Regions from separate parts of the Homo sapiens genome. Here region 1 is linked to region 2. A link is an interaction called in ENCODE POLR2A ChIA-PET data of the cell type or tissue named here. Cell type or tissue: PC-9. All regions are shown on one strand. Each heading gives the region's core, and the rest is flanking DNA. Links, peaks and the distances in the headings are about the cores only.

Evidence for each region. Peaks named below come from ENCODE experiments on the same cell type or tissue, not always from the same donor. Only the 100,000 strongest peaks of a DNase experiment are listed, where the experiment ranks them.
Region 1: POLR2A ChIA-PET joins it to region 2 with 7 read pairs; 4 of 35 experiments call an interaction of 5 or more read pairs at or near these places.

Annotation. Positions count from the first base shown.
Region 1 is chr9:105,114,378-105,122,657 of GRCh38, forward strand. LOC105376197 (a long non-coding RNA gene) reads left to right here. Exons shown (of 4, transcript XR_930205.3): 2 at 4,354-4,578. Among named protein-coding and RNA genes, the nearest start is that of SLC44A1, 130 kb to the right of the region's middle. In PC-9, for the core only: no CTCF peak of the experiment used is centred there; a DNase peak (open chromatin) is centred at 4,484; H3K27ac peaks cover 693 bases.
Region 2 is chr9:104,852,146-104,860,425 of GRCh38, forward strand. ABCA1 (ATP binding cassette subfamily A member 1) reads right to left here. Exons shown (of 50, transcript NM_005502.4): 7 at 6,377-6,553. Among named protein-coding and RNA genes, the nearest start is that of ABCA1, 72 kb to the right of the region's middle. In PC-9, for the core only: no CTCF peak of the experiment used is centred there; DNase peaks (open chromatin) are centred at 2,716 and 4,486; H3K4me3 peaks cover 1,167 bases; H3K27ac peaks cover 4,000 bases.

The DNA.
Region 1 (8,280 bases), core at 2,637-6,636, 260 kb after region 2:
CTCTGGGTTGGGCCAACAATAGCCAGAGAGAGGACAGATATCACTCGGGGAAACATGACTGTCAGAGGATGTTACTGGACTAACAACCTCCAAGTTTCAGTGGATGACTGCGCACCAAGTCCCACCAGAGGCACTGAGGTGGTTAATCTACTTCCTGCCTGAATTTGTTCAGACTCAGAAGCTGGGGTGGGAGGGTGGCAGCTGAAAGTGAGATGCATCAGTGGACCCAAAGGGAAGCAGCTGGGCAACATAAAGGCATGGAAACTGAGGCAGGAAGTCAATAGGGTTGACTTATTCTGCTTTACTGTGCACCGTGCATGCCCACTCTCTGGTGGAGGTGCTCATGGGAAAGAAATGACTACAGTTAAATTTCCTACTTAGAGGTCTAATGGAGTGACATTAAGAAACAGCCCTTCATTCCACTAACATTTATTGAGTACCTCCTATGTTCATAGCATAGTCTCTGGCTTCAAGGGTCCTACAGTAGAACAAGCACGATGGGAGATTCACAGAAATAACTCTGTGAGAAGTCCCATCCAAGTGCTGTGGAGCACAGAGGGAAAAAGAGGAACATCTAGAAGAAAAGAAAAGTCTCCTAAACTTCTTGAGAAGGGACCATGGCTATTTTTGCCTGGATAGCCCAATTCTAATTATCACTCTATCCGAGAGTTTAATTGCCTCTGGGTGATGCCAGCTGCCTTGAACTACAGGTCTGAAGGCACAGCTGTTGCTACTTGATCTACGTCTCCCTTAACTAAGTCTCAGGTTTGTAATCTTATCACACAGGGAACCTAGGGTTCCATATGACAGGACTGAAAATCCCTAGCTCTGTCACTTACTAAATAGTCATGTCTGCCTTTTCTAACCTTCCTGAACTTCAGTTTTACTCCTTATAAAATGAGAATAAAGACAACCCAAACTTCAAAGGGCTGTTTCAAGGATTAAGTGGAAGTCATGTATATGCACGGGTTTTGTAAACTTTAAAGAGCTAGAAAAACATTTATTTTAATGGTGTCTCAACTTGAGTCTGCACTGGGCTGCAGCCATGCCTGGGTGTGTTTGATGACCTGGTCTGTGGGGCTTCTGGGTGTCACTCCGTGTGAGGATGAGGAAGTGGTTTGGCTCACATGCCAGAAAAAGACGCAAAGACGGCTGGGCAGCATGTGGGAAGCTTCAGATATCTATGCCTAACCTGGCTCTGTGGACGGAAGTCAGAACTCAGCAAAGAGGCTGGGCGTGGTGGCTCATGCCCGTAATCCCAGCACTTTGGGAGGCCAAGGGGGGTGGATCATCTGAGGTCAAGAGTTTGATACTAGCTTGGCCAACATGGCGAAACCCCGTCTCTACTAAAAATACAAAAAAAAAAAAAAATTAGCTGGGCATGGTGGCACTCGCCTGTAATCCCAGCTACTTGGGAGGCTGAGGCAGGAGAATCACTTGAACCTGAGAAGTGGAGTTTGCAGTGAGCCAAGATCGCGCCATTGCACTCCAGCCTGGGTGACAGAGTGAGACTCTGTCTCAAAAAAACACATAAAAAAATAATAACTCAGCAGAGAGAGGGGCTCCTCACTGTTTTCAAAGGGCGATGTTACCACTGCCGCTTTCAGGCCTGCTGACAAACTAAAATGCAGAAAGGGAGGTGGAGGTGAAGGCACATGCTGTCTTCCCAGCACAGGGAGAATTCCAGAGCATTTGTCACCATTTAATCACCTGAAGAGTTTCCTCACCAGGGGAACACATTCTCCATGCAGATACAGCATATAAGGCATTTGCTGCACCTTCCCCTGGAGTTGTCAGGTGACCTGGAGACATTGCCAATGTGGGGGAGAGAGGAAGTGTAACAGGAGTACTTGTGAGTGGCTGCAAAATGCTCCTGGGGACAAAGTCTCAGGGGCAAGGGTCAGCAATGACAGGCCATTGCCCCTAATATGACCCCAACAGTGACACTCACAGGTGGGTGAGGCCTGGAGAAACTCGGCCACATGACTCTTCTGTCAGGATGAGTGTTAGATGCCATGTGTGTTCCCACGCCAGTAGCTGCTATTTCCAGTTGCTTCAATTGCTTCATTTGTTCAGGGAACCTGAGAAGGAAGATGTGTTACCCAGCAAGGCTAGAAGCCGCTTCTCTTAACAAAGACCACCCAGAAGTGAGCCGAGGTATTGGAAAGTACCCAGTGTGTGCTTTTCAACAAATGCTGCTTAAAGCTGCTGCAGTGTCCAGTAAACCATTGCTCTTGGTTCTCATCTCAGAGTTTTCCAATGCTGAGGGAATGCAGACAGAAGAATGTGTAAGATTATGACACAGGAGCTGCATGGTGAGGTGTAAAGGAGGAGAGAGGAGCAACAAATTGTGCCCCAACAAGAAAACGTGAAATGTCCGGTTTGTTTTTTTATTTTTTATTTTTTGAGACAGAGTCTTGCTCTGTCTGCCCGGGGTTGGAGTGCAGTGGTGCAATCTCGGTTAACTGCAGCCTCCACCTCCCGGGTTCAAGTGATTCTCCTGCATCAGCCTCCTAAGTAGCTGTGATTACAGGCACGCGCCACCACACCCAGCTGATTTTGTATTTTTAATAGAGATGGGATTTCACCCTGTTGACCAGGCTGGCCTAGAACTCCTGACCTCAAGTGATCCGCCCACCTTGGCCTCTCAAAGTGCTGGGATTATAGGCATGAGCCATCGCTCCTGGCCAAAATGTCCCTTTTAAGTGGAGTTGGAGTTGGGGGACAGTGCAGGGAGCTGTGGGCAAAGGTGAGTCAAAGAGAACAAAATGCCCCCCCTAAAGATATGGCAGGAAGTCTGGCCAAGGGTGGGGACATTGGTTTATTTTCTCTTTCTCTGCAGCCCACCACCATTAAGGCTAGAATTCTGGATCAAGCATCTTTAGAGGAGCCTCAAATGTGCCTGCATTCACTCAACAAGGAGAGAGTAAATAATTCATCCAAGGTCTGCCAAGAGAGCTCTCTGGCACCATAATGCTTTCTGAGGTGGAAGGTTAGCTCTTGCCAGACAGGGAGGAGCCCAGCCAACAACAGGGGTCTCCTTAGCAGTTTGGAATCTCTGTACAAATGCCAGCTCACAGCCACTCTGACTTGTCCAGCAGTGCCCTGGGCCCCTGCAGTATGCCTCGGACTAGCTTCATCCAGCAAACTGCTGCCTCTGACAGTCTGATGTCCATTTTCCCAGCCTGTACTGAGTGTCAATCATGGGCCTGAGTGAAAGAGACATGACCCCTGACTGCCTTGGAAGAGCCGGCTTAGGACAGGATAGGGTGGGAGGGCAGTGGATCCACGGGTCCCAAAACGGGTGGTGAGTAGCCAACTGGTGAGCAGACAGGTGAGGGTTTGGGGAGAGAGGGGCATTTCCTAGATGTAGAGCTATTTAAGCAGAGTTTTAAATAGTTAAGTTGGAGCTCACCAGGCAGGAAAAGAAATTAAAAGGAACAGCTAGAGTTTTGTTAGAGCTTACTATGTGCAGGCATTGTGTAAAGGGCATTTCAGAGAGAGCGAACAGCTGGTGTGAATTCTTAAAAATCTGAAAGTGCATGCTATATGGATAGGCTAATTCTTGTAAAAAACTTATTTTTATAGATTTAGGGGGTGCAAGTGCAGCTTTGTTACATGAATATATTACATAATGGTGAAGACTGGACTTTTAGTGTAACCATCACCCAAATAGTGTACATTACACCCATTAGGTAATTTCTCATCTCTCACCACCCTCCCACATTTCTGAGTTTCCAATGTTAATTATTTCACTCTCTATGTCCATGTCTGTATATATATACATAATTTACATAATTTAGCTCCCACTCATAAGTGGGAACATGCGTATTTGACTTTCTGAGTTATTTCACTTAAGATAATGGCATCCAGTTCCATCCATGCTGCTATAAAAGAAAATTTCATTCTTTTTTATGACTGAGTAGTATTCCATGGTATAGATTATATACACACACACACACCCCCCACACACACACCCACCCACACACACATCTCACATTTCCTTTAATCAGAATAGGCACATTCTACGCATTTGCCTATACACAGGTGAATTACGTGTAGATAATGTTTAGTGTACCGTGGGAGTTGTAAAAGATAAAGCTACAAAGGAAAGTTAGAACTGAAAAGGCCTCACAAATTTAAATATATATATATTTATGCATAGATCTGGAAAGATATATGTCAATATGTTAGCATTGATTTTGGCGATGAAGACTCTGGAGATTCATTTTTACTCTTTCTATTCTGCATTTCATTTTATTTTTTTTATTTTTTTCACCAACAAAAAGAGAAGAGGTTGAGGAGGTGGGTGGTCTGAATACTGTTTTAGAAAGTGTGTGCTTCATGCTGCAGGCACTGGGGAGCCACTGAAAATTCTTAAGCAGAAGACCAAGGCAACTAGACACCAGCCATCAAGAGCTGCTTATGCGGGAGGCCCTCGGTGACTCACTTGCTCCTACTTCCCTGGGACTATCTTCCTCATACCACCTGCAGACCCAGAAGTCAAGCCTGTAGGATGAAACCTGTCCATCCACGAGATGGGAAGCTGCCAGTAATGATCGAAGAGGCACAGTCAATGTGAGTGCTTTTCTCTGCCCACTCAGAACTCCTCAAAACTTGACAGTGGGCACAAAACAACGTGGCTCTGCCCCAAGCACAAGGACAAGGGGGAAAAGGACAGGTGGCAAAGCATTCACAAAAGCTAACAGGAGAAAAGGCAGATTGGTTTCTTTTCCTACAACGTAGGAGCTTTTATTACTAGAAAATAAAATCCTGTCTGAGCAAATGCCAGGAAAACGATTAAGGGCTCAATTTAGATTGGGAGGCTTGGTTGGGCACTGCTAGGCAGGGAGCTAAACAATGTCAGCCCCACTCTCTATGCACATCACGTTTGGGGTGAGTGGCCCGAGCCCCAGCCAGGCCTTTCACCACCAGTTTTGTAGAATTACAGTTAAGCTTTGGCCACTTGGTTTCAGTTAAAAGGATTGTGTGGAAGGAAGGATAAAAGGCTCTTGCACGCAGACCAGCTATTGCGTCTGAGGACTAAGAAGAAATGCAGCCAGGGTGGTGCCAGACCTTGAAGAAACCCTTCTTCCCTGTGGTTCTCAGGCTCTCCAGCCTGACCCAGGAAGGGCAGGAGAGGTAGAGGAGCACGGGCTGGCTTTGAGTCAGACAGGCCCGGGTTGGAGTCCCCATTCTACTGCCTGTGGGGCCTGCAGGCAAGATTTTAACTTCTAACTTTTTTTTTTTTTTTTTTTTGAGACAGAGTTTTGCTTCTGTTGCCCAGGCTAGAGTGCAATGGCGTGATCTCAGCTCACTGCAACCTCTGCCTCCTGGGTTCAAGCAATTCTGCTGCCTCAGCCTCCCGAGTAGCTGGGACTACAGGCGTGTGCCACTGCACCCGGCTAATTTTAGTATTTTTAGTAGAGATGGGGTTTCACCACGTTGGCCAGGCTGGTCTCAAACACCTGACCTCAGTTGAGCAGCCTGCCTCGGCCTCCCAAAGTGCTGGGATTATAGGCATGAGCCACTGTGCCTGGCTGGCAAGATTTTAACTTCTCTGAGTCCAGTGTCTTCATCAATAAAGTGAGGATAATGACGCCCAGAATTATTATGGGAATAAAATAACATGAGGTATGTAAAGCACCAATAAAGTAGATACTTGGTGGTTGGTAGCTCCTTTTTATCACTTTTTTCCCTCCAAGACCTCCTAAGGGAAACAATTGTGATGCAATGGGAAAGACATGAGATTAGAGTTTGAGAAACTAAGGTTCTAGTTCAACTACTAATGAGCTGTGTGACTTTGGGCAAATTACTCAGTCTCCCTGGGCTTCACTTTCTCCCACTGAAAAATCTTAGATTAAATAATCCCTAAGGGCCCCTCTATCTCTGACTTTCAATATTAATTATAATTACTATCAGGAAACAGTTGCTGTGTGCCAGGCATGTTGATCAGCAATGCACATGTATTATCTTATCAAGTATTATTATCTTTACTTTACAAGTGAAGAAAATGAGGTCTATAGGGGCTTAAGAACTTTTCCCAGACTGTATAGCTAGTAAGGACAGGCCAGGAGGTGTTTGCTCTGACTTACATGTTTAAAGAAAAAAAACAAAAAACAAAAAAACAAAACTAATTAACCTAGCCCCAGGGTTCTAAGTCTTTGTACTAAACGGGTAATAAAATCAAACCACTCTGCAGGTTCTAGGTCAGGTTTAAATGGCTACCAATTCATGAAACTGTAACTGGGGATTCAGGCCTGAGGAATACTAATCACTTGTCGCAGAGTGAAACAGGCCCAACAGAGGAGACGCTCATATCAGAAGGTGAGAAAAAGGTGCTGCAAATGGTCATTCCTGAGACTTTCAATCAGGGCACCAAGAAGGCATTGTGGTGGGGACCCAGAGAGCTATGAAAACTGGCAGCTGTCAATCAAGTGGGCAAGCAGAAGCAGTCCACAGCTAGGGATCAGTACAAGCAAGGATGGCAGAGGCCTCTCTGCAGTGAAACATGGGCTCAAGCAGAGATGCAGGCCATTTGAACTACACCACTCTGGAGTGAGTAGGGAAGAGGGAAAGCTGTGACTTGGCAGCCAACTGCTATCCCTGGGGACATAAGCCCCTAGTCTGACTGGCAACAATACAACTCAGGAAGGCGTATCAAAGCCCAGCAGTCATGACCAGGCCAGGGAGCCCAGGGCTGAAGAACTGAACTGTTGCTAAGCCCTATATCAGTTGTCTATTGTTCCATTTTAAACCATCCCAAAACTTGATGGTTTAAAGCAACAAAGATGGCCAGGCATGGTGGCTCACACCTGTAATCCCAGCACTTTGAGAAGCTGAGGCGGGTGGATCACTTGAGGTCAGGAGTTCGAGACCAGCCTGGCCAACATGGTGAAACCCCGTCTCTACTAAAAATACCAAAATTAGCCGGGCATGGTGGTGCATGCCTGTAATCCCAGCTACTCGAGAGGCTGAGGCAGGACAATCACTTGAACCCAGGAGGCGGAGGTTACAGTGAACTAAGATTGTGCCACTGCACTCCAACCTGGGCAACAGAGAAAGACTCTGTCTCCGAAAAATAAATAAATAAAAATAAAACAACCAAGATGTGTTATTTGTCACAATTTTGTGGGTTGGCTGGGCTCAGATGGACAGTTCTTCAGTAATGCCAGCTGGGTTCACGCACGTGACTACATTTAGCTAGGAACTCAGTGGGATTTGAACATCAAAAATGGCTTCACTCTCATGTCTGGCAGTTGGTGCTGGCTACTGTAAGAATTAAAGAAAGACGAAAGAAACACGAAAGGTGGTTTGACAGTTAAGGACAGGTTTATTTTAGAGAAAACAAACCTGAGAGGAGCTTCTGGCCAAGTTAGGTCAGAGACACAGTCTTACAGACTGAGTATTTAAGGATTCAGGGCAGGAGAGTTTATCAGAGGCTTGGACTGCTTCTGTGTCTCTTTGTTGTGCTTATCTGGGAGGGAGAGTTTTGTGTATGTTCCCATACATCTTCCTGCACCTGCAGGCATACCCCTGAGTCTGCTTTTAGCTTCCCTATCTTAGTGCACCTGAAGGGAAAGGAATGTGCTTATTAAGGCCCACTGTTTTACTGGGACCCATTGTATGAGGGTGAAGCTTAGCTTGGCACTTACCCAAGAGACTTCCCCCTAACCTCCCTCTGTGCCCTAGCTGGTCTTATCTGTGTTTTACTGTCTGCTCTTTTTCGCTGCTTGTTGTTAGAAGAGAAGTGATTTCCTTGAAATGCATAAGGCTAGAAAGGGAGCTGGAACTTAAAGTGGCAGTGTTTGTCAGAGATGACAGTGCTCCTGCTCTGTCAGCTACCATCTGGGACACTTCGGTTGTCTGCCACATGGTCTTTTATCCTCCAGGGCCTTTTTCTACATGGTCTTTCCACCAGGATAGCCTGGCCATCTTTACATGGCAGGTGGCTTCCAAGAGAGCAAAATCGGAATTAGGTCAATAGACAAAGAATCAGCTGGATTTATTTATACTAGCAATGAATGCTTTGAAACTGAAATTTTAAAACCAGTACCACTAACAGTTCCAAAACATGAACTACTTAGGCATAAGCTAATCTACAAAACACTAACGAAAGAAATTTTAAGAGGTAAATAAATGGATACTCCATGTTCATAGATTGGAAGACTGGATGTTGTTAACACAACAGGTCTACCCAAATTGATCTGTAGATTTATGGAAATCCAGACAGTACCCTCATCAAGGGGGCAAATTGTTATAGATACTTACGAGCTGATT
Region 2 (8,280 bases), core at 2,633-6,632:
ATCTCTACTTCACTTTGACCATATGCAAAATCCAACTCAGGCTGGGATTAGTATGTTTTAGTTCAAACTGAAAACAAGTAAACCACAAATCAAAGACTATCACCACCCAGGAGTAATTGCTATCTCTTTCTGGTGATTTCTATGACAGTAAAGATTTCCTCTGGGAAACATTTTAATATTTTTTATTGAAATACGAAATTATAAGACTACATTTCTAAGGAATATTCTAATCTTTTAAAAAATAAATCAACAACCTAAATATTAACTTTCAAATTAGATGTGTTTAACGCATTCAAACGCTTCATTTTTTGCTGTTTCTAAACATAGTTAAATACATCTACTACCACATAATTCAGAGGAAAAAATTAAACCTGTATCTTAGATCTGGCAACAATATTTAATGAAGAAATAGTATAACTAAGGTGAAAATGTCTGTGTAAATGGAGTTGAGCAGTCATATTAACACACTGCTATATCTACCAGCTAGTGCTCTTCTTTTCCCATAAGAATGAGGTGAACATAGAGTCTGAAGAGTAAATCTACACAGTGTGTCATTCCACCCATTACCAACCCATGGGGATTGCGGCTGCTTGCTGGGAGAAAGCAAGTAAACAGGTGGGCAGTCAAATCACACAAAGCCAAACAAAATCTGATACTTTCCAACAATGTCCGGGTTCCAGACAGGAGAACACGAGCAAGTGTTCTCTCCTGCAAAAACCCACACAGACGCTTTAAGGACTGCATGTAACAAGCTGAAGTATCTAGCCCTAAAAAGCCATGAGGCTGAAGGTAACAACAAGCCCCATCTGTATTCTGGGTCCTTGTCTAAGAGTCAAGAAGAAGCTAAATAAAGACCCCTCAAGACAAGGATGACTTTGTTCACTCCTTATCCATCTGCTTCTTCGATCTGTACACAGCTCAGCTGTGACATTACTTGTCTTCTGGGAGCCTCGGGGCACCCTCACTTTCCCTTCTTTCCCTCATGAACCAAGATCCACTTGGTGGGAATGTGCTAGGCACACTGGAAGACACGTGGACAGTGGAACCACTGGTTCCACAAAAACCACTTCTTTTTTTTCCCCACGTTATTGAGATGGAGATAAATCTGCATGCCTGGACTTCCAACCTTAAGGATCAGACACCATTTTCACATCACTGAGGCAATGGTGAGTCAAGGACAGAGCCCAAACCTAGCTCATTCAACCCCACATTCCTCCCACTACAGCCCACAGTGTCTGTGTTGGCAAAGACTGCTGTGAGGGAGCTGGTCGAGAGGTCATCAGTGAAACTGGAACGAGGACAGCTCTCACTCTGTAGACCCAGGACCTACAAAGAATTCCTCAAATTCCCAGACTCAGCCTTCAGCCTGGATCTCAATGCCCATCAGAATGAAAGCTCCAAGTGCATCACAACTGCCTTGTTGGTGGTCGAACTTCAGTGCCTAGAACAGTGCTGGTATAAAGCAGACATACAATAAACACTTGATGGATTTTTTTCGATGAATGTCTCATACCTAGTTCAGAGATGTTCTCCTCCCAAAGTCACCTCTGTTTGGTTTGTACATTAAAAACCCTAATAGGTGATGCTTATTATGCTTTAGAGTCACTTTCCAAATATGGGCAAGAAAAAGCAGAGAGCTGCAGAGGGGTCAACAAAAGCCAAAGGCACTGAGGGAACACTTCAAATATATGATAAACTATTCCTTCCAATCAAGAAAGCTACAGCAGACTGAATATCCCCTGCAAAGATGTCCACACCCTATTCCTGGAGTCTGTGAATATGCACATTTCATAGCAAATGCACTGTGTAGATGTAATTAAAGTTATGAACCTCAAAATAAGGAGATTATCCTGGATTATGTGAATGGGCCCAAACTAAACACCTGAGCCCTTAAAAGTAAAGAACTTTCTCTGACTGGAGACAGATGTGACAGGAGGCGTCAGAGGTTTAAAGTGTGAGAGATACTCAACCCACTTGTGGGAGAGGAGTCACATGAAAAGCATAAGAAGGAATGATGGCAACCTTTAGGAGCAAAAACCAGCCCCTGCTGACAGCCAGCAAGGAAATGGACTTCAGTCCTACAACTGCACGGGACTGAATTCATCTGATATCCTGGATGAGCTCCAAAGCAGATTCATCTTCAGAGCCCCCCCAAAAAAACACAGCCCCACAAACACCTTGATATCAGCCCTGTGAGCCTCTAAGAAGTAGACCTAGGTGAGCTCTACTGTATCCTGGCTTCTGGCCTTATGAAATAATAAATGTATGTGGTTATAAACTGCTAAGTATTTGGTGACTTGTTATAGTAGCAATAAAAAAAAAAAGTACAATCGGAAGCAAATCAATCTCTCGGGCCAAAATTTGCTGGTCCACTACTATGGCTCCTTCCTGCAGTCCAAAACAGATTGGAGGTTTCTGTGAGACAGGAAGGTGGCCCTCTCCTCGCTCTGGGAAAGGTACATGCTGCTTTAGGAAGGACCCAAGAGAAAGTTAAGAAAAGTTCACCTGCCCAGCACACTCTACAGCAAAATACACCTTGCTGAGCAGCAAGACAAAAGAAGCCCCTGCCAGGTGGCCCTGAGCTCCTCCTAGAAGTTGTTAACTCAACAGTACAAATACAATGAGCGCACTCCATAACAAGTCTCCCTCATGACTAAGTGCATTTATCCCACAGATAATATTTCATATATCCACCCACCTTTGTTCTCATCAAAAGGATATCTTTTGAGTTGAGTCCAGCTCCTAGAAAATACCTGACACATAATAAGAACTGAATAAATATTGCTCAATGCATGAGTAAGATTTTTAAGTAAAAAGCAGAGAACACCTAATGGAAACTGCTCTTAACCCCAGGGAACTTTAAAAACACAACAGCGTTCTGACATCCAGTATTAATTTTCACACAAGGTACGGACTGAGACATAAATAAGAATCTTTGGGTGAAAAGTCTTGACAATATCTGAGCAAGAATGCAGTTTTTCACTGAAATACTCACCAGGACCACTTCGCTTGGTATGAGTTCTAACACTGATCTACAGAAGAAAACTTCTATCTTTTTTTTCTTTTTCTGAGACAGAGTCTCACTCTGTCACGCTGGCTGGAATGCAGTGGAGTGATCTCAGCTCACTGCAACTTCCACCTCCTGGGTTCAAGCGATTCTTGTGCCTCAGCCTCTTCAGTAGCTGGGATTACAGGTGTGCGCCACCACGCCTGCCTGGCAAATATGTGTATTTTTAGTAGAGAGGGGATTTCACCACGTTGGCCAGGCTGGTCTTGAACTCCTGGCCTCAAGTGATTCATCCGCCTCGGCCCCCACAATATGCTGGGATTACAACAGATGTGAGCCACTGTGCCTGGCTGAAAACTTCTATCTTGACGCAATTGTTTTCAAGGACATAATTTCTACTACTCATGTCAATTAAATTATCAACTTCTATTTATTGAGCACCTATTGTGTGCCAGGCCCCACACCAGGCTCTTCATATGTGTAACCAATAATCACAACAAAGAGTCAAATATATTATGTGTATGTAGAAGAAGAGAAAACTGAGGCTTACAGGGACTAAATAATTTATCCGACATCAATGCTGGTAAAATATTCAAATGCAATATTCAAACCCAGACCCAGCTGACCCTCCCACACTGCCATACTTTCCCCATGTTGCCAAAACACTGCTTTCCAGAGCACCCAGATTCTGAAGGAGGCCCAGGAGAAACTCACAATACCCTTGGCTGGAAACAGGGAAACACTCACGCACACACAAAAGGAGAAATGTTTCAAAATATGTCTCTCGTGAAATTCCACTTTTGGTACAGAAGCACATATTGAAAGAAGAGTTTCTCTCCCCATCATGTTGGGCTTTGCATCTCCGGTTGCTGCTACTGCTGCACTTCTTGGCACAGTTAACTGCCCATGTGCAATGTCATCACATGTCACATCCATCTACCATCACAAATGTTGAAATTTCAACCAAGCAGCAATAGAAAAAGGCTGCTTAATGCAAATCAAGTATCAGTCCCAGCATTCCAATTAAGGCCCTGCTTAATTCAATAAGTAAGAGTCACATTTCAAAATGTTTGGAAGTCATTTCATCCTAAAGCCTTCCTCAGAAATCATCTTTACACAAAACAATCCTGATCACTCATTCTACTCTAACTCAAGAGCCCCATTTTGAAGAGAGGTCTCTTGGTAACAGCAGAGGGGCAGAAGCAGAACCTGAGTGCTCCACAAACCCGAGATATGCAGAAAGCACCTGGTAGTAGCCACCTTAATCAATACCTGGTCATAAACCAACGCATCCACAAGGCACAACCACAACACAGCAGGATGGGACACAGTGTAGCTGACGGTTCTGAAGGTGCATTTCCCTGCACTCTGTCACGCTGCTAATCCTCCCAGAGAGATACTGTCAGGTTGAAACCTGAGCTGTTAATTATCAGATGATGAGGGCTAAACAGTCATTCTACTATGAGTATAATTCAGGCATTGTGTGAGTGGAGGGATTTTACCGGGTTGTGTACACAATAGGTGTTTAATGAGTAAACAGAAGTGAAATGGAATGAATGGGCACAGCACCGGAACAAATTACAATGTCTTCTAAAAACACCCATCTTTTCCAAAATTTCAATCATTCCAGCTGAAAGGGTGAGCATTTGTCATGCAGTGAAGCAGCCCAAAACAGTCCAAGAAAATGGTTTTGTAACAAAGTTTTGTACCATTCATAATAACCTTTCACCCTCTATGATTCACAGCACAAAAAAGACCAACAGGCTGCAAATGTCTGCACAAGTCAGCTTCTCTAACTTTTTAGGCCAGTTACTTAGGGTTGCAAAGATCCCTGTAGAGAAATATACCTTACTTTAAAATTATAACATGGGACCAGGCACGGTGACTCATGCCTTTAATCCCAACACTTTGGGAGGCCGAGGTGGGCAGATCACTTGAGCTCAGGAGTTCGAGACCAGCTGGGCAACATAGTGAAACCCTATGTCTACTAAAAATACAAAAAATAGCTGGGCGTGGTGGCAGGTGCCTGTAGTCCCAGGTACTCGGAGGCTGAGGCATGAGAATCACTTAAGCCTGAGAGGCGGAGGTTGCAGTGAGTCGAGATCGCGCCACTGCACTCCAGCCTGGGCAACAGAGTGAGACAGATCTCAGCTCACTGCAGCCTCCACCTCCTAGGCTCAAGCGATCCTCCTGCCTCAGCCTCCCGAGTAGCTGGAATTACAGGTGCCCACCATCACGCCCGGCTATTTTTTGTATTTTTGTAGAGACAGGGTTTCACCATGTTGGCCAGGCTGGTCTCAAACTGCTGACCTCACGTGATCTGCCCGCCGTGGCATCCGAAAGTGGTGGGATTACAGGCGTGAGCCACCACACCTGGCCGATACAAAAACTTTTTGATGGTCAATCAAAGGTATGAATCCTGAAGTGTGTTTCTAAGGTCACATTCTAGGGTATGATCTGGGAACAGGGTCCAGAAACTGAGTATTCTTAATTCTCTGGGAGGACCAACTCTCTATAAAGAATTCGTGCTGCACAAAATCCAAGAGTATTACAATTTCATTTTATTATAATAAGGAACATCTCTTTCCAGATACATCCTTCCTCCAGGAATCTTTCCCTGGTTTTAAGAGAATCTATCTGGTGAGTAGAAAACCAGAATCCTGGATATTAAATGATGATGTTTGGGGTAGCGAGAGGAATTTCACCAGAGCTCTCAGAACACCTAGAGACATATTTGTTCTGGAACTATATAAAACACTCTGATGACCAAACTGCTCAGGCTCACCAGTATTTTTTGGTTAAGAATGAATGGGTATTCTCATAGAGTGCTTCTCTGAACTATTGATTCCTAGGCTGAAAAAACTTCGTCGGAATTTTTCTTTGCAATGTTATTACTAAGTAAGCTAAATAGTGTGGTCTCATCTAATTCCAGGGCCTTCCAACTGTGACAGCCCACAATGTCATCTTTATGATGGGTTTTTAAACATAAATAGATATCCATCTTCCCATCAATGGTTTCAAGACTTTTTTTTTTTAAATATGAAGAACTCTGTTTTCAAATGAGCTCTTGCTTAGTATTATAATAGTAAAAACATGAAAAAGCAGGTCTTCTCTGATTGAAACAAGCACAAAAAACTTTTGGCTTAAACTCAGCCACACCCAGCTTATTCTTCCCATTCACCCTTTGGGAGATGGCCCAAAAGTCTGAAAGAACACTAAGAACACTTAGAATACCACTGAACTAAATTATATCACAAACTCCCAGCCAGCCGTACTTTTCTACAAAACAAAGTCATGCTGTCCAAGGAAAAGCCTCACATTCCGAAAGCATTAGTGCTTGAAGTTTCTCCAGTGAGCAAGTCTACTCACCAGGATTGGCTTCAGGATGTCCATGTTGGAACGAAGTACTCGCTCTGCTGCAGCCAGTTTCTCCCTTGGTAGGCCACAAAGCTCAGAAACTTCTTGGTCACCAAGTTGAATCATCTCTTCTGATTTTGATCCATTGCACAGACTTGTCAAATGTAACTGGTAGCCTTGCAAAAATACCTGGAAGCATTTCATGCAAAGAGAGACAAGCACAAGAGGATTATGAAGATTGGAAGCTGGGTCCTTGAAGTCTTTTGGAGAACTTCATATCAATACAGCTTTGAAGATCTTAAAACAGGTTCCATTGCAACAGTCCAATGCATCAGGTCTCTTTACTGAAACTCAGAATGTATCAAAGCACAAGGCACAATGACAGGACACTTAAAACCTGCAAGTTGCATTAACTCAGTATCTCCCACACTCTTGTCCCTCTTGCAAAGAAAAATCCAGAGTCCAACTCGTTTTCTTAAGAGTGGGACACATGATTTGGCAAACAGGAATCCAGAGTCTGAATTCCTGGAACCACTTTTATTAGATGAACAACATCCTCACTATTTTGCAATTTATGTTGTCTTTAAGTAGGACTGGGCTGAAATATGGGGAGAAAGCATTTATGCTATTTATCTGTAAGTGTAGATATTTAACTAAGACACAGAACTATGTTCTAACAATTTCAGAATTTGGAATTCTCCATTTTACTTGCCCTAGAGCAGAGTGCCAGAAAGCCAGGCCTCTTATCTCATTGATAGGCCAATTCTAAATCATTCTTATCTTTTCTTTATACCAAACCCACTAGAGAGCCTCTTCTTGGTCATATTTTACTTAATTGCCTTTCTGGACCTAAACTATTCTACTTCATACGTGGTCCAGTGGACCACAAGCTTTGAAAGAAGAGCCTGTTTATCCTGCTCACTTTGCATCCACAGTGCTGAAACATTATAGCCAGTATTTGTTGAAGGAATGAACAATGCAGACTCTTTATTACACCATTACTAACTGCCCTGTTTAAATTGGGGCAGGCTGATGTGCTTGTAGAACAACCTAAGGTGAGTGATGGACCAAAAGCCTCTCAAAACCCATGCAGCTTTTGAAATACTGCAGAACATTTGGCCTACCATGATTCCCATTAAGTTTTTGCTGACTGCCAGAGATACTCAAGCACACTTCAGTTCTACTCATTTCTTTAACTGGTCCTTGCTGCTAGGCTGTCAGCCTACAGTTAGTGTCTATGTTTAAGAATACTGACAACAGGCCGGGTGCAGTGGGTCATGTCTGTAATTCCAACACTTTGGGAGGCCAAGGCAGACGGATCACCTGAGGTCAGGAGTTCAAGACCAGTCTGGCCAACCAACATGGTGAAACCCCGTCTCTACTAAAAATACAACAATTAGCCAGGTGTGGTGGTGCATGCCTGTAATCCCAGCTACTCAGGAGGCTGAAGCAGAGAATCACTTGAACCTGGGAGGCAGAGGTTGTAGTGAGCTGAGATCACGCCACTGCACTCCAGCCTGGGTGACAGAGCGAGACTCCAACTCAAAAAAAAAAAAAAAAAAAGAATACTGACAACGGAGGGCCTTTGTTGATGTCATCTTCTGCCTCTGCCCAATCATGCTTTGTTCCCTTTCCTTTCCTTACACAAGTATTGATCCCAAGAATTTTTCAATAAATGTCTTGTATGCTCAAAAAAAAGAATACTGAAAATACAGAAACTCCAAGGACCATCCAAGGACCATCTCCATGCTTAGGATGCCCCTTATTTTAAACTGATTAGATGTGACAGATATGAAATTGGCAGGGGGCAATGGAAATTATGCTAAATGCAACTACTTTCAAAAGCCTGATGCCTTTGGCCCATCTCCTAACCACACAATTGGTAAACACAAGGCATATTTTCCTAGTTTCAGAAG